2 separate regions of the Homo sapiens genome follow, and region 2 is linked to region 1. The links are chromatin loops, found by intact Hi-C in ENCODE. Cell type or tissue: natural killer cell. All regions are shown on one strand. Links, peaks and the distances in the headings refer to the core of each region. The heading gives the core; the rest is flanking DNA. Region 1 holds the start of LINC01022 (long intergenic non-protein coding RNA 1022). Region 2 overlaps ESYT2 (extended synaptotagmin 2).

Region 1 (11,261 bases), core at 2,709-6,708:
TGGGAGGTCCTGAGCCATCTGACTATGGAGTCAGTGATGGAAACCACGGGGGAAAGGAAAGGTCAGAGTGAGCCCGCAGAAGGGAGAGCCTCTTCATGACAGGTCCGTGAGGTGATTCGGACGCACAAGGGTAGGACACGGGATTCTCTTCAGTGAAAACTACTTTGTGAGGCCTTAACGCCATTTCTCTGGTACAGATGGGGGTCTGAGGAACCAAGTGCTCCGCCTGAACAAGGACGACCTGGAGAGGTCTGTTGCCTGAATGAGAGTCACTGAGTTTACACTGCAGGAGAGCAGCTCCCAAGACCAAGGCCCTGCGATTCCCAGAGGCCGTCGGACTGCCGCATCCCTTGGCGTGAACGGTGGGCGTGGAGAAGGACCCAGAGTCTGGAGCCTACATCCTGGAGGACTGTGTATCTTGGGAGGGGCCTGGGCTTGTTTGTACTTTCGTTGTTTGACTTGCTGCTTGCTTAATGGTAGTTTCCTGAACAAGGTCCTGTTTTACCCCAAGGGCCCTGAACTTTGGTTAAACACAAACAAGCCCCAAGAAAAGGGAAAGCGAAAACCAGAGGCACTGGAGGAATCACAACAAAAAGCACCTTGAGAAGCACCTACAAGACAGCAGCGCAGCGTGGCCAGCTCCCTGCCTCAAGCACCAGGCAGGCTAACCCAGGTTCCGAGAGGGGGCAGGTCAACACTGGATAAAATAAACTCCAGGAGGCCGGGCACAGTGGCTTACGCCTGTAATCCCAGCACTTTGGGAGGCCGAGGCGGGTGGATCACTCAAGGTCAGGAGTTCAAGACCAGCCTGGCCAACATGGTGAAACCCCATGTCTACTAAAATACAAAAATTAGCCAGGTGTGGTGGTGGGCACCTGTAATCCCAGCTACTCGGGAGACTGAGGCAGGAGAATCACCTGAACCCAGGAGGCAGAGGTTGCAGTGAGCCAAGATCGTACCATTGCACTCTAGCCTAGGTGACAGAGCAAGACTCCATCTCAAAAAAAAAAAAAAAAAAAAGGAAACTCAAGGAAAGGAAATGCAAAGGGTGGAGAGAGGAAGAAAAATGTTGTTTACCAAACCAAGGCTGGTTCCAGAACTCCAGCTGATATAGCCCAGACTTCTAATCCAAAAGGAAGACCGTTCTGGCCAGACAGGTGGTCACCATTAGATTCTTACTGCTTGACCCAACAGGTGCAGAGGCGTGTCTGTGTCTGTCTGTGTAAGAACACGTTTGAATGCTGTACAAGGCACATATGTGAACATTGTACCACATGTACAGCTTTCAAACATGCTCTTATATTCTCCCAGCCCTTTAGGGGGAATGTCTCCTACATACATTTATGCTTTGTGCCTTCCTACTTATGAAATTAACCCATCATTGTCACACTTGCTGATATGCACGCTGTATGCCCATAGCATGCCAGGGTCTGTATACAGTGCAACCTTGTAGTTTCAATGCAGTGATAACATATCCCTCACATTTGTAATCATGGGTTATTCTTTGATTACAAGGATTAATTCCAAGATTCCAAGATTTTCAAGGTCGAAAGGCCTGTGTCAAACAGTTCCTGAGTCACGCATGTTCCTTCAAGGGCATCCTATCTGCCAGACGTGTCCGGTCGAATGGGACAACAGTGATGTGTACCAGGGGAATACACAGAAGGTCAGGGCTCAAATTCCAGTCCTACGGTGCACCAGCTCCATGATCATGAACGCGGCTCCAGCAACGTGATCGTGAACATTGCACCAGCTCTGTGATCATGAACGCTGCACCAGCTCCGTGATCGTGAACGTGAACGTTGCCCACTGGTGACAAAGGTGAAACTGTTGGCCAATCCAATGGTTTTGTGTCAGTCAGTGCTCTGGGTTACATCAGAGCTGACCAGTCCTTAACGAGGACCAGAAAGTGTTTCAAATGGGGTGGCTGGGCCTCTGATTCTAAGAAACAATCTTGAGAGGGCTGGCATGAGAACCCTGGGGTGCAGTGGGGCGCAGCAGGCTTTGTTTGAATCCCAAAGGCCCACATCACGTGGACAGGACTGACCGGCTCCTGCGTGGCATTCTCCTCTTCAGGTTGAAGGCTGGGGCTCTGATCTTCCCATTTAACATTCTCTGTGGGAGATGCTGAGTCTCCGCTTGATCAGGAATGGCTTCATGAGAGGGATGGACTTCAGGTGAGGTTTTAGGGCAAGTGCAGATGCAACTTCCACACACTCCATGCTCAAGAACAAAGGTGCCTGAACATGTACTAATGAATACACTCAAAGTTACTCATGCTAGACAAACATTTTGGCTCTTGCTAAATGACATAGTGGTTCTGGCCAACCATGATGAAATTTGAATGACTTATTAGAACAGTCAAAACTGCCAGATTGGCCACTTTTAATTGGCCATTTTTCACCATTTAAACACAACCCAGGTCTAGTTGAATGGCAAATGCAGTGAGTCACCTAATCCCAGTCTGTGTGATGGAAAGTGGATGTCAGCCCATGGAGACGGTAGCTCAGTCTTCTGCTTATGATGTTGACTGAGCCCAATCTACAGGGCAAGAGCAAGTCATTCCTGCCCCTGCCGCTTCAGAGAAGAGTGCCCCACAAAGCTTCCCTCTGCTTAGCGGAGAGGAGTCAGGAAGGTCCATCACTCCTTGGTGTCTTGTCCTGTTGTGGACACCTCTTCCCTGCGGGAAACGTCCTGCCTCAAAAGGGTGACACTTCTGTTCAGTACCAAGTGTCACTGACTCCAGGGTGCAATTGCAGGGTGGGGAATCGGAAGCTGCACCCCCCCAAATGGAACAGCCCAAGGGGTTCACCTTGCCCACTGCCAAATTACCAAGACAGCATAATTGCAGTAGAGAAAGAGTAATTTACGCAGAGCTTGTGTGCGGAAGACTGGAGTTTTATTATTCAAATCAGTCTCCCTGAAAACTTGAGGATCAGAGTTTTTAAGGATAATTTGGTGAGTAGAGGCTCGGGAAGTGGGGAGTGTTGATTGGTCGGGTTGGAGATGGAATCAGAGGGGGTTGAAGTGGGGTTTTCTTGCTGTCTTCTGTTCCTGGGTGGGATCGCAGAACTGGTTGAGACAAATACCAGTCTGGGAGGTGTCAGCTGGTACATCAGAATTCAGGGTCTGCAATATCTCAAGCACTGATCCCAGATTTTACAACAGTGATGTTATTCCCAGGAGCAACGTGGGGAGGTTTAGAATCTTGCAGCCTCCAGCTGCATGACTCCTAAATCATAATTCTAATCTTGTGGCTAATTTGTTAGTCCCCAGGCAGGAAGGGGGTTTGTTTTGGGAAAGGACTGTTATCATCTCTGTTTCAAAGCTAAACCATAAACTAAGTTCCTCCTAGAGTTAGTCTGGCCTACGGCCAGGAATGAACAAGGACAGCTTGGAGGTTAGAAACAAGATGGAGTCAGTTAGGTCAAATCTCTTTCGCTGTAATAATTGTCTCAGTTATAATCTTTGCAAAGGTGGTTTTAAAAATATTGCTCCTAGACCCCAAATGTCTGAAGAATTGGCCTTAGCATGTTACTGTATTATCAATATTTTGCCAGTCAGCAGACAACAAAAAGGGGAGTGGAAGTCTGGACCGTCCATCTTGGGTGGTGTTAGTGTTGGTGTCGGTAGTGGTGGTGGTGGAAGTGGAGGTGATGGTAGGAGTGATTGTTACAGTGGTGTTGATGTTGAAGGTGTCAGTGTTGGTGGTGGGATGGTGGTGATCATGGTGGCAGTGATGGGGTGGCAACAATGGTGGTTGGGGTGACGGTGGTAATCATGGTGACTATGTAGGGTATTGGTGGTGGTAGTAAAAGTGATGCTGGAGGTCGTGGTGGTGGTATTGATATTGGCAGTGTTAGTTGTGGTTATTATGGTGCTGCTGAAGGTGGTGATAGAGATGGTAATAGTGGTGATGGTGATTGTGATGGTGGTGGTATTGACATTGGCAGTATTGCTGGTGGTGATGATGGTAGAGATGATGGTGATTTCCATGGTGGGTGTGTTGATGAAGGTGGTGACTGTTGTGGTGGTGGTACTGATATTGATATTGTGTTGGTGGTGGTGGTATTGATATTGACAGTAATCCTGATGGTGGTACTGATGGTGATGGGAAAGGTGGTGGTGATTTTGACAGTGGATGTGTTGTTGAAGAAAGTGGTGATTGATACGGTGATGGTAGTGGTTACTGTGGTGGTGCTGGAGGGTGGTTGTAGAGATGATGTTAAAGATGGTGATGGCAATGGTGGTGAAGCTGGTGGTGATACAGATGGTCATGGTGGTAGTGGTGGAGCTGGTGGTGATGGAAGTGGTCGTGGTGGTTGATATGGTTTGGATCTGTGTCCCCACCCAAATCTTATGTGGAATTGAAATCCCCAGTGTTGGAAGTGGGGCCTGGTGGGAGGTAATTGAATCATGGGGGCAGATTTCCCCCTTTGGTGCTGTTCTCATGATAGAGTTCTCACAAGATCTGGTTGTTTAAAAGTGTGTAGCACCTCCTGCTTCTCTCTCTCTTCCTCCTGCTCTGGCCATGTAAGATGTGCCTGCTTCCCCTTCACCTTCCACCGTAATTGTAAATTTCCTGAGGCCTCTCCAGCCATGTTTCCTGTACAGCCTACAGAACCATCAGCCAATTAAACCTCTTTTCTTTATAAATTACTCAGTCTCAGGGGTTTATGGCAGTGCGAGAATGGACTAATACAGTGGTGGTGGTGGAGGTGGAAGTGGAGGTGTTAGTGGTGATGAAGCTAGTGGTGGTAGAGATGGTGATAATGGTGGTCATGGTGGTGGAGGTGGAGCTGGTGATGATGGAGGTGGAGGTGTTAGTGGTGGTGACGCTGGTGGTGGTGGAGGTGGTGGTAGAGGTGGTGATGGTGGTTATGGTGATGGTGGCGAAGTTGTAACAGAGGTGGAGCTGGTGGTGATGGAAGTGTCAGTGGTGGTGATGCTTCTGTCTGCACATCCCCTTTCCCATTTAGGCAAACAGCACTGCCATTTTTATCTGTGGGACTTCTGCCCTTGAACCCTTTTCCCTCAGGACAGGCCACCTGGTAAAGGCTCATGGCATATGCAGGCCAGCAAATGCTCTCTCCCTAGGATGTGAGTCATGCATGGAGTGACACAGGAGGAGATGACCAGAGCTGCCTCAGGCCTGCAGCAGCACCCGGGCCTACCTGTATTAGTTCGTTCTCACACTGCTATAAAGAAATACCCGAGACTGGGTAATCTACAAAGAAAAGAGGTTTAATTGACCAGCAGTTCCTCAGGCTATACAGGAAGCAAGGTGGCCTGTGCTTCTGGGGAGGCCTCGGGAAACTTATAATCATGGTGGGAGATGAAGGGGGAGCAGGCACGTCTTACGTGGCTGGAGCAGGAGGAAAAGAGAGACGGGGAGGTGCCACACACTTTAAAACAACCAGATCTCACAAGAACTCACTGCTGCCAAGACCACACCAAGGGGGATGGTGTTAAACCATGATAAACCACCTGCACGATCCAGTCACTTCCCACCAGGTCCCACCTCCAACAGTGGGGATTGTAATTCAACATGAGATTTGAGTGGGGACACAGATACAAACCGCGTCACTGCCAATGAGTGCCGAGGCCTGAGTCCCATGCTCAGGTCTGCATCTGCATCTTTTCCTGACTCTGGGGGCTCCCTACCTTCCAATAAAGTCTTTTGTGGGCCCAGCTGCCAGACCCTTTCAGTCACCTGCATTGAGAGACTTGGTGACCTATGTAAGTCGGCAGGCCTCAGTCTTACTGTTATTAATAAACAGTCCAGCCATTGGTCATAAGAAAAATATCTAATTCCATAAAGCACTGACTAGGTGCCAGTGATTATGACAATAGTTAGGCGCCATTCTCATTCACATTCCACACATGAGGAGACCAAGGCTGAGGTCTAAATCATCTTCCCAAGACCCCCACAGCCAGTAAGTGCTGGGTTCAGGGTTCAAATCCACTCGGTCTCACTCCAGAGTTCAAGGTCCCATTCTTGCCATCCCAATTCACCGAATTCTCCATTTGTGGATTCTATTAGCCTGAAGCCAGCACTTCTGAGGCCTCCTAACCCTAGCTGGGAGGGCAGCCAGCCCACTCAGCGGGGAGGTGACTGGCTATTATTCAGGGTGTGGGTGCAGAGGTGTCTGGCATCTGAGGCATTTTGTTGCTTCTTTTACTAAGGCAGAGGGAGGGAGAAGCAACCTGTGATAATCTCACCTCACCAGCATTGCAACTTAGCAAAAGTCATACTCTCCCGGCACACTGGTTAATGAATCTGCTGGAAGACATCTTATTCTATGGGACTTTCTCAGAATGTTCTAGACAGTACTCACAGGTCTCCTGGCAAAGCAATAGAAAAACCAAGCCAGAGTCTTGGGAGTTGCCCCCACTCCTGGCCATTCACACCAACATCTGTGCCTCCCCAGGAGGCTGGCCACTGCCCAGTTCACTCCATGCCTGCTATACCCACAAGCCACTAAGCCTGAGGAGGAGAACATCTGGCCTGCCTGGAAGCAGGCTCTTCCCCAGACCAGGGGCAAACACCGTGGAGCTTCCCGTCAGCTCTCCAGCCAGCTCTGCTCTCAGCGGGTTGGAGGCAACAACCTGTGGCCGGAACATGGCCTGATGTGCCAGCCTCCCAAGTAGCTGGCACTACAGGCATGTGCTACCACACCCAGCTAATTTTTGTATTTTTTTTGTAGAGATGGGGTTTCACCATGCTGCCCAGGCTGGTAACTTCTGAGCTCTAGCAATCTGCCTGTCTTGGCCTCCCAAAGTGCTGGGATTATAGAAACGCGCCACCACACTGGCCTATTATTTATATTTGATATAGCATTTAACAGAAATTTGTTATGTGATAATTTTTCACCTTTTGCTAAGTTGAAATGTTTTATTTTATTTTTTTGAGATGGAGTCTTGCTCCGTCACCCAGGCTGGAGTGCGGTGGCACAATCTCGGCTCACTGCAAGCTCCGCCTCCCGGGTTCACTCCATTCTCCTGCCTCAGTCTCCCAAGTAGCTGGGACTACAGGCGCCCGCCACCAAGCCCTGCTAATTTTTTCGTATTTTTAGTAGAGACGGGGTTTCACCATGTTAGCCAGGATGGTCTCTACCTCCTGACCTCATGATCCGCCCGCCTCGGCCTCCCAAAGTGCTAGGATTACAGGCATGAGCTACCGCGCCCAGCCAAAATGTTTTATTTTTTAAAACAGTCTGTTAGAGACACAAACTAAGGTATTTGTGGGTCAAATTAGGTAAAGTCTGGGATTTGCTATAAAATAATATTCTAGCAACAAAAACAACAAAAGGTGAAGATCAATGAGATTGGTTGTACTATTTTCTCTAATTTTAAAAATATATTTAAACATAAGCCAGGCACAGTGGCTCACGCTTGTAATCCCAGCACTTTGGGAGGCCGAGGTGGGTGGACCGTGTGAGTCCATGAGTTTGAACCAGCCTGGGCAACGTGGCAAAACCCTGACCAAAAAATACAAAAATTAGCCGGGTGTGGTGACACGCACCTATAGTCCCAGCCACCTGGGAGGCTAAGGCAGGAGGATCACTTGAGTCCAGGAAGCCAAGGCTGCAGTGGGCTGAGATCACACCACTGCACTGGATGACAGAGCAAGACCCTGTCTCAAAAAAAACACTAATTTTTCTGAATACAAGATCAACATAGATTTTTAACTTTTCTAGGCTGGGCGCAGTGGCTCATGCCTGTAATCCTAGCACTTTGTGAGACCAAGGTGGGAGGATCACTTGAGTCCAGGAGTTCGAGACCAGCTTGGGCAACATGATGAAAACCCATCTCTATAAGAAGTATAGGCCAGGTGCAGTGGCTCACGCCTGTAATCCCAACACTTTGGGAGCCTGAGGCGGGTGGATTACATAAGGTCAGGAGTTCAAGACCAGCCTGACCAATATGGTGAAACCCCCGTCTCTACTAAAAAAAATACAAAAATTAGCCAGGCATGGTGGTGTGCGCCTGCAGTCCCAGCTACTTGGGAGGCTGAGACAGGAGAATCACTTGAACCCATGAGGCAGAGGTTGCAGTGAGCTGAGATCACGCCACTGCACTCTGGCCTGGGGTGACAGAGCAAGACTTCGTCTCAAAAAAACCAAAAAAGTATAAAAATTAGGCCGGGCTCAATGGCTCACACCTGTAATCCTAGCACTTTGGGAGGCCGTGGCAGGTGGATCACCTGAGGTCAGGAGTTTGAGACCAGCCTGACCAACCTGGTGAAACCCTGTTTCTACAAAAAATACAAAAATTAGCCAGGTGTGGTGGCGCACACCTGTAATCTCAGCTACCCAGGAGGCTGAGGCAGGAGAATCACTGGAATCCAGGAGGCGGAGGCTGCAGTGAGCTGAGATCACACCATTGCCCTCCAGTCTCAGCGACAGAGACTCCGTCTCAAAAAAAAAAAAAAAAAGCACAAAAATTAGTCGGGCATGGTGGCGCAAGCCTGTATTACCAGCTACCTGGGAGGCTGAAGCAAGGGGATTGCTTGAGCCAGGGAGGTCGAGGCTGCAGTGAGCTGTGATCACACCATTGCACCCCAGCCTGGGCAACAGAGTGAGACCCTATCTAAAAAAAAAAAAAAAAATTAACTTTTCTATTCCCTAGCAATAACTAGTTAGATAACACAAGAGTAAAAAAAAATTCCATTAACAATGGCAAAAAAAATTGATTGTTACATGCTTAGTAATAAACATTATAAAGAATACGAAGACATTTATGAGAAAAAAGAAAACTTCCATGAAGCACATCTTTTTTTTTTTTTTTTGAGACGGAGTCTCACTCTGTCACCCAGGCTGGAGTGCAGTGGCGCGATCTCGGCTCACTGCAAGCTCCGCCTCCTGGGTTCACTTCATTCTCCTGCCTCAGCCTCCCGAGTAGCTGGGACTACAGGCGCCCACCACCATGCCCGGCTACTTTTTTGTATTTTTAGTAGAGATGAGGTTTCACCGTGTTAGCCAGGATGGTCTCGATCTCCTGACCTCGTGATCCGCCCACCTCGGCCTCCCAAAGTGCTGGGGTTACAGGTGTGAGCTACCGCGCCCAGCCGAAGCACATCTTTTTTAAAAAACTAATTAAAGAGATGCCATGCTCATGGCTGGGAAGTTAATGTAAAAACCATCCTCCTCCCCCTCATTAGTTATAACTTTAATGTAATCTCAATCAAAATTGCATGGGATTTTCTAGAACTTGGTAAACTAAAATTCATATGGGGGAGAAGGCAATCATCCTAAAAGTTTTAAAAGCTTACAAGATATTTAAAGATCACCCTAAGACTCAGATAAGATGAAATATCCAGGGAGGGAAGTCAATGTTAGGGCCACTTTTGTCCAAGGTGGTGTTTCCTGGCCTCGACGGTGACCCTGAGAGACTGCGTATGGGGAACGAAGGAGTTGGAGTGTGGAGCTCTCGTGGGCAGGGGTGGAACAGTCCCTGCAAAGCTGCCCCATGTGAACTTCAGCCTGGCTTCAAGCCATCCCAATGCTCCCAGAACCCCAAACCCTGAAATTACAGTCAGGCGATTGCAACATTAAAACATGTTTATCTTCTTTAGACAAAATACTCTAAACTGAGATTCTTTAGTTAATAGGTGTGAACATTTTTATGACAATGGATATGTATCAATATGTATTTCAGTGTCATCATGTACTAATGTAAACCAGTTTAATGCTGCCCTAAAACAATGTATACCAATTACACCATCATTTTCCAGAAGTGGGGATTATACTTTTAAAAAACTGCTTTAGTAATTGAAAATAGTAACTGCAGCCTCAGACTCCTGGGCTCAAGAGATCCTTCTGCCCCTGCCCCGCAAGTAGCTGGGACTACAGGTGCACACCATGCCTGGCTTCTCATTTCTGTGCTAATTACATTTGTCAGTTGGCCTGTGAGTGTCCTGACAGTACTGGCTCCAGCAGCAGCTTCTGTTCCTGGCTTCTCAGGTAAGTTCTGATTCTCTGCATTCACCTGTCTCTCCAGTTTTCAGGATAGCAGTTTGCCCCATGACCTCATTTCTCTGATGGATCTGAGAAGAGTTGTTGATTTTCCATTTGCTGAGCTTTTTTCTTGTTGTGGGGACAGCAGTGATAACTTCCAAGCTCTTTACCTGTCAAATCATTATCTTTTGATATTTGAATGGTTTTAGTTTTACATGTGGATTTGTATTCCATCTGGAATATTTCTTTTATGCATTATATAAGGTAGAGAACTAACTTTTCTTAGTGAAAATCTGTCATTCCCCATTTATTTGGGATGACTTCATTATACACAAATAACCCACGTAAGTGTGTGTGCTCTGTGCTTCTCGTTCTCTTCCGTTGGCCTATTTGCCTATTCCTAACCACTTCCATACTGTAGCTTTTTAATACACCCTTCAATGCTGGGTAGCGCAAACCCCCTCTGATTCTTCCCGGCGATTCTCTCGTGTTGCCTCTCCTCTGTATTGGAACACATTCCCTCCCTCCTGTCAGATGTTAATTACTTGTGTTCTTTTTCTTTTCTCTGCCAGACTTTCTAGAAGTTTTCTAGTTGTTTTACTCATTTATTTAATCATATCTTTGGGAGTTTTTTAAATTCATAAATGTATCCTCACATATTTACTCATTTGTTCCCTTTTTAGTTTTCTATTTCTTGCTTCTTGAATTAAATGCTCAATTCTTCTTTATTATACAAATAATACTACTGCATTCCCATTTGGAAAATGTTCAGTCTGTACAGAAACACACAGAGGAAAATGTGAGAGTTCCTTTACTTGCACCCCCACTTCCCAGTCCTCTCCCAGAAGTAAGAACCATCAGCAGTTTTACCCAAACACGTTGCTTATGCTCAAATGTCATTTTTAAAATAAATGACATCATACTCTTTGTACTGTTTTGACTTGCTTTTTAAAAAATTTTACTTTGCATATGACTTAGAGATATTTTTGTTATCAGTATAGATATGTTTGCCTCATTTCAGGTAAAGGTTACATAATATTCCCTAGTACAGACAGGCTGTGTTTAAATGATATACTCCATTATTGAAGGATATTTAGCTAGCTTTCCAACAGAAACTCTTCAGATACCTGAAAAACAGTATCTACAAGAAACAACCTTAGCCAGCATGCGGACACATGGACACTTCAGTTGCTGAAACACCGGAATGCTTCCCGATCCATCGGTTGGTAGCAGGCCCCCAATATTCATATTTGACGACAATATGGTCCTCAACTTGGTACACACATCCCATAAAAGTTCAAA
Region 2 (11,261 bases), core at 3,931-7,930, 210 kb after region 1:
AAAGAAATGCATTTGTTGTGACTGAGGTCTTTGGGGACCAGAAGCCAACCCACTAAAGTCCAAACGAGCTCAAATATTACCAACATGCAAATCCCCAAATATGGAAAGATGGTATCTCATCCTCCAATTCCACTGATGGATGGTAGTTGGTATACTCTAATCTTACCTTATTTAGCCATTCTGCTCTTTCAGTGTCTGGAAAATGAACCTAGGAGGAAAATACACACATATGACTTATTAACTCCCAACAACTGTAAATAAAATGTCAAGCAGGCAATTTCATATTCTCATCATACGTCCTATGTTTACAAGATGCTTCTTTAAAACACTCTGCTCTAAAGCTTGGGAAACTGGTCTCCAAGGAGGGAAAGTGAAATGCATGGCACCCCAGCTCTTTACGTTCTGAGAACACAATGAGCAAAAAAGTTGTGTGTGGAAAATGCCATCAGAGTCTTCTCTGCACCCCACTGTCCAGAGGAAATTCACTGGAATCTGAAACATCATAAATTATACAAAACTGACCTCTACCTTTTTAAAAAAACATGTTTCTAATTTGTCAGTAGTATTATCATCATGTCCTGGCAATCTAGGCTCAGAGCCCCTACCCTTCCCAGGCCAGCCGTGGTGGCCCAAACCTGCAAGTCCCAGGTACTCAGGAGGCTGAGGTAGGAGGATCCCTTGAGCCCAGGAGCTTGTCTGCAATGTGCTACAACCATGCCTGTGATTAGTGCTGCACCCTAGTCTGGACAACATAATGAGACTCCATAAAATAAAGTAACAAAATATAAACTAAAATAAAATTCACTCTTCCCTTTTGCTTTTCTCTTTTGGCCCAAACCAGCTAAGAGACACCTTTCCTTACATGGCTCCTCTCCATACCATCATCTCCCACCTTCACCCAGATAGGGATCCCTCTTACAATTCTCCAGGTAGGGCCTGGATACTGGAGAAGGGTTTGTACAGGAGAAAAGAAACCTATTTAGGGCCAGGCATGGTGGCTCATGCCTGTAACCCCAACACTTTGGGAGGCTGAGGATTACTTAAAGCCAGCAGTTCAAGACCAGCCTGGCCAACATATTCTTGCAAACCTCTTTTCTATGCGTTTATAAGCATGTATAACTTACATTAGACATGTTTCTATACACATTTGCATATGCGTATGATATTTTTAAGACTATGTGGCCTCTTAATTTTTTTTTTTTTTTGAGACAGAGTCTCACTGTCACCAGGCTGGAGTGCAGTGGCGCGATCTCGGCTCACTGCAACCTCCGCCTCCCGGGTTCAAGTGATTCTCCTACCTCAGCCTCCTGAGTAGCTGGGATTGCAGGCACCTACCACCACGCCTGGCTAATTTTTGTATTTTTAGTAGAGATGGGGTTTCACCATGTTGGCCAGGATGGTCTCGATCTCTTGACCTCGTGATCCGCCTGCCTCTGCCTCCCAAAGTGCTGAGATTATAGGTGTGAGCCACCGATCCCGGCCAAGGATATTTTATTTTAGCCCCAATGGCAGAGAAAATATTTTCTTTCTTTTTTTAAATCCAGAGACAGGGTCTCACTCTGTCACTCAGGCTGGAGAGCAGTAGTTCAATCACGGCTCACTGCAGCCTGGAACTCCTGGGCCAAAGTGATCCTCCCGCCTCAGCTTCCTGAGTAGCTGGGACTGGGACTACAGGCATGTGCCAACTGGCTAATTTTTAAATTTTTTTAGAGACAGGATCTCACTATGTTGTCTAGGCTTGTCTTGAACATCTGGCCTCAAGCAATCCTCCTGCCTCAGCCTCCCCCTGTGTTGGAATTACAAGTGTGAGCCACTGTGCCCAGTCCACTTTTTTTTAAATAGGTTTCTTTTTCTTTTTTCTTTTCTTTTCTTTTTTTTTTTTGAGACAGACTCTCCCTCTGTCATCGACGCTGGAGTGCAGTGGCACGATCTCGACTCGCCACAACCTCCACCTCCCAGGTTCAAGTGATTCTCCTGCCTCAGCCTCCCGAGAAGCTGGGATTACAGGCGGGTACCGCCACACCCTGCTAATTTTTGTATTTTTAGTAGAGATGGGGTTTCACCATGTTGTCCATCACTGCCTCACTGTAGGCATGGGTGCCAACCCTTGCCTGTGTGGTGACATCAGCACCCCCCGAGTGGCACAGAAAGCACGTGCAGTGAGGCAGTGATGGACACGAGCACGGGAGGAGGCGGCACCCATGCCTGCAGTGAGGCAGTGATGGGCAGGAGCGTCGGAGGCGGCGGCACCCAAGCCTGCAGTGAGGCAGTGATGGACAGGAGCACGGGAGGAGCTGCCTGTAGTGCCCCATTCTATTCTGGAATGAACAGAGAAACCCTCTGCCCAAATAAGCTTTGAATATAAGTGAACTGGCTTGTATTAGAATTTACTGGTTAACTGGCTTGTATTAGAATTTACACAAAGTGGCTTTGAAAATCGAGCCGTCTCTTAGTAGTGTTATCCCAAGGCATTCAATAGTTCTGAGGTTTTTCATCTATGAGTGATTATCCCAATGTGCTAAAGAAAAAGAGAAAGAGAATATATCAGATTTGAACAAAGCAAATCTGTTACGAAATTTTAAATTCTGTTCACTAAGTCAAAAATCTGCTTCTCGCTAATACATATTCATAAACATTTGCTTATTTTGCATAAAACAGAATCTAAAGTAGCAAAAACATCACAGAGAAAGACTGGGACACACAGGGATCACAGAAAACACAGTCCTCAATCACACAGGAACACAGGAACACAGATTCGGTTTTAAATCTTATCTTTCAACTTAAAGACTCAAATCTCTCTTAAGTTCTAATTATAAAACAAATTTCAATATTTATATTATCTGTATGAACTAGAAATAATCATTGTACGATTATTCACGTTTCTATTATATTTGAGTTGACACCACCCGCAAAAATCTCTTTAATGTTATCTTTTAAAAGAACAAAGGCGTATTTTAGATTCTAATACGCTGCTATTACCAAAGTTGTTTTGTTTAGAAAAATTAAACCAAATATACAAAGACAGAACATTTAACTGTGCTCCAGGAACTCTACATACAATATTTTGTTTAATCCTCACCAGAACCTTTGAACAATTAGTGGCTCCATCTAACAGAAAACAAAACGCCTCGGGGGAACAGGTAGAATAAAGAGATCCAGACCCAAAGGACTCCAGAGTCCTTCCTGCTATGCCCTGCTGAAGTATACAGGATGGAATTGACATAACTGGTCAAAATTTTCTTGCCAATTAAATCATATTCTTCCTATATCCAAACATAAAAAAATTGACAGCTAACATTTAAAACAAAAATTAAGTAAAAGGAATGTCTTTCTTCAAACAACATTCCCCTTGAAGACCAGTATTAACAATCAGAACTTGCACAGGATTTTATTGTTCATAAATTCCATGTCCTATGCACGATATAAGCATTTTTTTTTTTGAGATGGAGTCTAACTCCGTCACTCAGGCTGGAGTGCAGTGGCACGATCTCAGCTCACTACAACCTCCTCCTCCCGGGTTCAAGCAATTCTCCTGCCTCTCGAGTAGCTGGGACTACAGGTGCCCGCCACCACAAGTGGCTAATTTTTGTAGTTTTAGTAGAGACAGGGTTTTGCCATGTTGGCCACGCTGGTCTCAAACTCCTGGCCTCAAGTGATCCCTCTGCCTCGGGCTCTAAAAGTGCTGGGATTACAGGCATGAGCCACCACACCAGGCTGATATAAGCACTTTTAATTACAAAAAAAAGTACAGCAGGCACTTGACAGGGAATGTAGAGGAGTTATTTTAAAATTCCATTAACATTAGTAACACTGAAACATGCAGTATCAATTCTGCTGACTCATTCCTCTTTAAAAATTAATAGCCTAGAATAAGTTTAGATAGGTAATGTCTGAGACAATATGAAGAAAGATGCTACACCTGAGGCATTGCTGATTTAATACCTTTAAGTAAAATTTAAAAGATAAATGGATAAAATGATTCTTTTAGAAACAAAATGCCACTAAACATGAAATCATGAACTTGCCAATCAAGTTCATTTATTCAAGATTCTTCCTCATTCCAAGAAGGATTTGAGCTTTGCTCAATGCTGCATAACCCTTTAGGCACTATTTTAAAAAGAAAAAAACAAAACACACAAAATTCTTACTGGAAGCAATGGTTGGTTGCAAGGAAGAATTCTTTCCCTCTCTTAGACCACAACTAAAGGGGAAGGAAGAAGGAATCTGAGTCCCTGGCACAGCAATCGAGAGTGTGCCCTGGGGCAGGCCCCACCAGCATAGGTGGGGGCCAACGCGCCGTTCCCCGGAGCACACCTAAGTGAGAGGGTCACCCATTTACTGGCCATCTGAAAACACCAACGTTCCTACACCACTTGGCTAGTTCTACGTTAAGCCTATAAAATGAACAACATCTAAGCGGGTAGCTTTGTTTCCTTGTGTAAAATCAACACAGTCTCAAAAATGGAACAGATAAGGCAAAAAGGACCAGAGAACCTCGGTTCTACAAGAACATGAGACGCCTCTTCTTTATCAGTTACATCACAATAGAAATCGGAAACTCTGGTTTCTAGAAGCCTTTAGGCAAGCAACACACCCTTACTTGGAAGCACTCAGCATACTACAGGTTTACTTAAACAGATGTGGCCTGCGTTCAAATAATTCAGTCTGGAGAAATACTAAAAACGTTAAATATTTAAAATGTTTTATATTGTTCTCTCTGAATATGAATTAAAGTCAGCGCAAATGGTCAGAAAGACTTGCAGAAAGTTAAAACTGCCCAGAAAATTTTGGTTCACACACAGCACAACAAAAGGGAGTCCAAGGTTCTAACACACACAGAACACCTTCCTGGAGCAGCCAGGACTTGGGGACTGCTGAGAAAGGTGAGGCGCGCGACAAACCCAAACCGCCGAGAAGGGTGAGGCGCGTGACAAACCCAAACCGTTGAGAAGGGTGAGGCGCGCGACAAACCCAAACCGTCGAGAAGGGTGAGGCGCGCGACAAACCCAAACCACGGAGAAGGGTGAGGCGCGCGACAAACCCAAACCGCCGAGAAGGGTGAGGCGCGCGACAAACCCAAACCGTCGAGAAGGGTGAGGCGCGCGACAAACCCAAACCGTCGAGAAGGGTGAGGCGCGCGACAAACCCAAACCGTCGAGAAGGGTGAGGCGCGCGACAAACCCAAACTGTTGAGAAGGGTGAGGCGCGCGACAAACCCAAACCGCCGAGAAGGGTGAGGCGCGCGACAAACCCAAACCGTCGAGAAGGGTGAGGCGCGCGACAAACCCAAACCGTCGAGAAGGGTGAGGCGCGCGACAAACCCAAACCGCCGAGAAGGGTGAGGCGCGCGACAAACCCAAACCGCCGAGAAGGGTGAGGCGCGCGACAAACCCAAACCGCCGAGAAGGGTGAGGCGCGCGACAAACCCAAACCGTCGAGAAGGGTGAGGCGCGCGACAAACCCAAACCGCCGAGAAGGGTGAGGCGCGTGACAAACCCAAACCGTTGAGAAGGGTGAGGCGAGTGACAAACCCAAACTGTTGAGAAAAGTGAGGCACGTGACAAACCCAAACTGCCGAGAAAGGTGAGGTGTGTGACAAACCCAAACTGCCGAGAAGGGTGAGGCGCGTGACAAACCCAAACTGCTGAGAAAAGTGAGGCGCGCGACAAACCCAAACTGCCGAGAAGGGTGAGGCGTGTGATAAACCCAAACTGCCGAGAAAGGTGAGGTGTGTGACAAACCCAAAGTGCTGAGAAAGGTGAGGCGCGTGACAAACCCAAAGTGCTGAGAAAAGTGAGGCACGTGACAAACCCAAACTGTTGACAAGGGTGAGGCGCGTGACAAACCCGAACTGCTGAGAAAAGTGAGGCGCTTGATAAACCCAAACTGCCGAGAAAGGTGAGGTGTGTGACAAACCCAAACTGTTGAGAAAGGTGAGGCGCGTGAAAAACACAAGCTGCCGAGAAGGGTGAGGTGCATGAAAAACCCAAGGCCTCATTCAGTGCTTTCCAAGAAAGCTGGTGTCCTGCACTGGAGGGAAGAGAAGCACTTCTGTGGGGCCTGGGGAAAAGCAACTCAGAGCCACCTCTTCATATTATCAGATTACGATGAGAAAAAGTATTAGGGACAGTATTCCTGACAGTGGACGAGACTTCCAGGCACACGGCGCTTCAATGTTTAGAACTGTAAGGCACGAGGATCTGACGGAGCACTTGTTAGCTCTCCACATCAGTGGGGATCTCTGCTCGTCCCCACAGCTGGGCTGCTGAACTTAGCAGTAGAGTGACTTAAATATAATTTGGTACCAACACAAATTTGTGCCTTCTGATCTTTGTATAATCAAATGTCTTTACTCATCTCCCAAACTATCTGTCCCTCCTCAAGATCCTCAAATCCTATCTGCCTGTCTTCTCTAGAGACTTTGGTCAGTATTCATGGAAACTGAAAAAGCAGGTTAGAAATCTTGATTAAATGGTATTTTTTTCAAAGATATTAGGATGCTTTATCCAAATAGTTGCTTCTACAAAGAAAGTAGTCAAGGTTAAAAAGGTAGAGAGGAATCTAAAAACATCTGTCAACCCTGTAATAAGCTGTCACAGTATGGTCAAATTACTACCTCCAATAGTAAAAGGAAATTGCAGAAGATAACCATTTTTATCTATTTCTAGTCTACATAAAAAGCAGGCCATCAATTAATTCACACAGTAAATAAAGCAATTGATCTTTTCCAAAATCCACAAGGTTGTAATTTTCTCTGTGGTTTATGGGCTTCGATTACTGCAACAGAGTAACTGGATACCCTAATGCTTTGGTGCAATGACACTGCTTAAAAATCCATCTGTTTAAGGTCATTTCTTAACAGAAAACATTTTCAAAATTCTCCCCAGGTGCTTTTTACATTAATGAGAAATTTCACTAGGAAATCCGAAAAGACACTAATATCCCTGAAGTTTTTAACTGAGACCACAGGTAGTGATCATGGTCACTCCTTGACTTTCTCACCACAAATCAAATGGTGTTGTCTACCAGAGCTATGGCAAATTGTTGCTTTCTTATGTCACCTAAAACTCTTAACAGTGTAAAATAAGGACTCTTGCCACGAAAGGAATGACGGCTGAGCCACAGCTGTGGCCACCATGGGCCCCAGGGACACAGGGCTCTTTTGGCCTGAAGGAGGACACTAGCAGCAGAGCCGGCGCCGGGGCACACCGCGTGGGAGGCGCCGGGGCACACCGCGTGGGAGGCGCCGGGGCACACCGCGTGGGAGGTGCCGGGGCACACCGCGTAGGAGGCGCTGGCGCACAATGCGTAGGAGGCACTGGCCTTGAGAGGGCTTCCTCACTGTTTGCAACACTTCATCACTATTTCTTCATTAGACAAGTGACCATCACCTATTCTGGTAGATCAGAAAACAGAGTCAAAGAAAAACTTAAAAACTAGGTTGATCCCAGCATACCTTTCATAACAAAGCTGTCTAAGTCACTTGAAATCCAAGTCTTAAATTCCTAAGAGAACGTACCCTGAATTTCATGTTATATCTGACATATACTCTTCCTCTATCCATTTATTTTTTAAAGGGGTTAAGCCCCCTTTTAGTGCATGCGTGAAATATTAGGAGAATTTAAACCAGGACTAATATTCAATGGCAGAGTCAAAACAGGGATGCCTCACAGCTTCTACTCAGGAGAACAGGGTATCCCTTCATGGAAACACTAATGTCAACAGACTTATTTACATATAAACACGTCCGTGAAGAATATTTTTCAAAGATTTGAAGCATATTCTCACAAAATTCTGAAGTCCTTTAGACATTTTCCTGTCTCTGCTAAAAGAAAGGTCACACAATTATTTCATAATCGTGATTTAAGCTGAAGTTCTGGCATGAGTTACATCAATATCACAAATTAAAATGAGTCCAAGAATAGGAAATCTGTCTTCTCATCTCCTCCACTGAAACACCTAAGACAATCCGGTTGTTTTTATTTTAAATTTAAATCAAATGAATATTAATTCAAATATACACGCTTATGTTTTGACTGGAATGGATTAAAAGATAGATGGGCAATTGTAGCACTGAATTAATTGCATATATTCTGTATACTACTTAAATGAATCCAGCTTTGTGTGACTATATACATAGTATATATAGTTTATTCTAATATATATATATGAGAAACTACATGAGATTGTAAAAACAGGGTTATTTGAAACCCCGTCTCTACTAAAAATACAAAAAATTAGCCAACCGTGGTGGTGGGCGCCTGTAGTCCCACCTACTCAGGAGGCTGAGGCAGGAGAATGGCATGAACCCGGGAGGCAGGGTTTGTAGCGAGCCGATATCGCACCACTGCACTCCAGCCTGGGCGACAGAGCAAGACTCCGTCTGAAGGAAAAAAAAAAAAAAAAAAGAATTACAGAAGTGACTGGAATACTAAAAATCTATCTACATGGATTCAGAATTAACATCGGACTTAAAATTTATCTGTGAATTTTACATTTTGAAGAAATAAGTTTATGTATCTCCTAGGAGCTTAACTTTATTCTCATGCAGATAGGAAATTATCGCGACTTATGAGAAGGAGGTCGGAAATTTACCACCCTAAAACTTACTGTTTCCTTTTTAATTATTTATTTGTACACAATGAAGAAACAGTAAATAATCAGACACATGAAAACACTAGTACTTTTTTCCTGAATATGTTCATTACCTTCACTGGATGTTCGATACCAAGGTTCCAGAACATCTTTCCCAATTATAGCCTGTGTGCCTCACTGCTGTTTGCTGTTACACATTCCCCATAAAGGGTCAGACAGGAAATATCTGGGGCACTTACGGGCCATGAGGTCTCTGTCACTACAACTCAACCACAGTTGGAGTATGAACTAATGAGCACGGCTGTGTTCCAAAAGAACTTTAATATGGTCACTGAAATTTGAATTTCATAACATTTTCACCTCCTACAAATTACTTTCTTCCAGCCATTAAAAAATGTAAAAGCTGTTCACTGGCCACAAAAACAAAAAGGAGGCCAGGCTATGAGCTGAGGCTTGCTGCCCGCTGAGAGGGATGCGCAAACCCGCAAAAGGATGGCGCCACGGGGTAGGGCCGTCCAGCCTCTCTCTCCAGAGAGCAGGCCCCACAGCTCCAGGTGCAGAAAAATGTCTGCCAAACATTCCTTTTTTTATTAGAAATACCCCAAATCTTAACATTGGGGTAACTAAAGTGTTTGAAAACTGAACCCACTGACCTGGATCCAATTTGTTACCTATTACAGAAATCCCCTACTTATCGGCAGTTCCACTGTGATTTCAATCACCCGCAGTCAACCAAGGTCAGAAAATATTAAATGGAAACTTCCAGAAACAAACAATTCGTCAGTTTTAAACCGCATGCTGTTCTGAGTAAGGTGATGAAATCTCACTCTGTCCAGCTCGAGACACGAGCCCCGTCCGGCACGTTCGCGCCGAGCATGCTCCCGCCCACTCACCTGTGCTGTCTTGATCGTCAGCTCAAGTGTCGTGGGATCGACGTGCTCATTTCAAGTCACCTTTATTTTACTTAATGGCCCAAAACACACCAACAGTGATGTTGGCCATTCAGATATGCCAAAGAGAAGCCATTGAGTGCTTCCTTTAAGTGAAAAGGTGAAAGTTCTCGACTTACTAAGTATCATACGCTGAGGTTGCTAAGATGTAAGAACGAATCTTCCATCTGTGAAACTGAAGAAGGAAAATAATTTCATGCTAGTTTTGCTGTCACATGTCAAACTTTAAGATGGAAAAGGCATTAAATTTGTGGCTGGGGCCTGGCACAGGGGCTCACATCTGTAATCCCAGGACTTTGCCTGTAATCCCAGCACTTTGGGAGGCTGAGGCCGGCAGATCACTTGAGGTCAGGAGTTCAAGACCAGGCTGGCCAACATGCGAAATCCCATCTCTACTAAAAAAAAAAAAAAAAAATTAACGAGGTGTGGTGGTGGGCACCTGTAGTCCCAGCTACTTGGGAGGGGCTGAGCCACGAGAATTGCTTGAACTCGGGTGGCAGAGGTTGCAGTGAGCCGAGACTGCGCCATTACACTCCAGCCTGGGTGACAGAGTGAGATTCTATCTCAGAAAACAACAACAACAACAAAACAAAACAAAACCAATAAATAAACAAATAAGTTTGTGGGTAGAAGACAAAACAGATGTTCTGATTGACAGCAACTGGGTTTGGTACTATCTTGTTTCACTGGGGATCTTGGAAAATATCCCCCACAGATAAGGGGGGGCTACTGTAGTAAACTTTGGATCACATTAAGCCAATTAAAAAATGGGCAAAAGTGACGGGGCGTGGTGCGTGGTGGCTCATACCTGTAATCCCAGCACTTTGGGAGGCCAAGGCGGGCGGATCACAACGTCAAGAGATCAAGACCATCCTGGCCAACATGGTGAAACCCCATCTCTACTAAAAATACAAAAAGTAGCTGGGCGTGGTGGCGTGCATCTGTAGTCCCTGCTACTCGGGAGGCTGAAGCAGGAGAATCGCTTGAACCTGGGAGGCGAAGGTTGCAGTGAGCCGAGATCGCACCATTGCACTCCAGCCTGGCTACAGAGTAAGAATCCATCTCAAAAAAAAAAAAAAAAAAAAAAACCAGGGGGGATGAGGGGGGCAAAAGTATTTGTATAAACGCTTCTCCAAAGAGGATATAAAAATGGCCAAGAAGCACATGAAAAGATGCTCAACATTATGAGTTAGAGAAATACAAATCAAAATCACAATGAGGTATCACTTCATGCCCTCTAGGATGGTTAAAATATAGACAGTGTTAAGTTTAGCCTAAAGCTGTCTCCTTAACACATTGTAAGTTTCAGCCTGAAGGTTTCCTAACTGGATGTGTGAAGAGACTGTAGCATACTCTTAGGCCAATCACCAGGTTTTGGCCAATCACAGGCAGCCAGCTGTTCAAACCACATCCAAATAAGGCAAATGCAGAACTATAACCTGGCTGGCTGTTTCTGTAGCTCACTTTCTTTTTTCTGCTCATAAATCTTCTTCCACTACATGGATGCACTGGAGCTTCTTTGAACCTATTCTGGTTCAGGGACTGCCCAATTTGTGAATCATTCTTTGCTCAATTAAACTACGTTAAACTTAATTTGTCTGAGATTTTCCTTTTAACAACAAGTTTTGATGAAGACGTGGGGAAATCGAACTCTCATTTGTTGCCAGTGGTAATGTAAAATGATGTAGCCCCTTTGAAAATCAATTTAGCATATTC

What was found. A loop is a pair of places that touch in the nucleus more often than their neighbours do. Peaks named below come from ENCODE experiments on the same cell type or tissue, not always from the same donor. Only the 100,000 strongest peaks of a DNase experiment are listed, where the experiment ranks them.
Region 2: a loop joins it to region 1, with 12 times the contacts of the local background. A loop is called at or near these places in 1 of 110 quality-filtered maps.

The regions. Positions count from the first base shown.
Region 1 is chr7:158,590,395-158,601,655 of GRCh38, forward strand. It overlaps LINC01022 (long intergenic non-protein coding RNA 1022), which reads left to right and starts at 235. Exons shown (of 2, transcript NR_132379.1): 1 at 235-413; 2 at 512-1,539. It overlaps MIR5707 (microRNA 5707), which reads left to right and starts at 1,222; the gene lies at 1,222-1,302. RefSeq lists an enhancer at 6,531-7,030. In natural killer cell, for the core only: no CTCF peak of the experiment used is centred there; a DNase peak (open chromatin) is centred at 4,877.
Region 2 is chr7:158,798,865-158,810,125 of GRCh38, forward strand. ESYT2 (extended synaptotagmin 2) reads right to left here. Exons shown (of 23, transcript NM_001367773.1): 2 at 167-208. Among named protein-coding and RNA genes, the nearest start is that of ESYT2, 25 kb to the right of the region's middle. RefSeq lists enhancers at 1,691-2,191, 2,192-2,692, 5,290-5,881. In natural killer cell, for the core only: no CTCF peak of the experiment used is centred there; DNase peaks (open chromatin) are centred at 4,917 and 5,667; H3K27ac peaks cover 2,946 bases.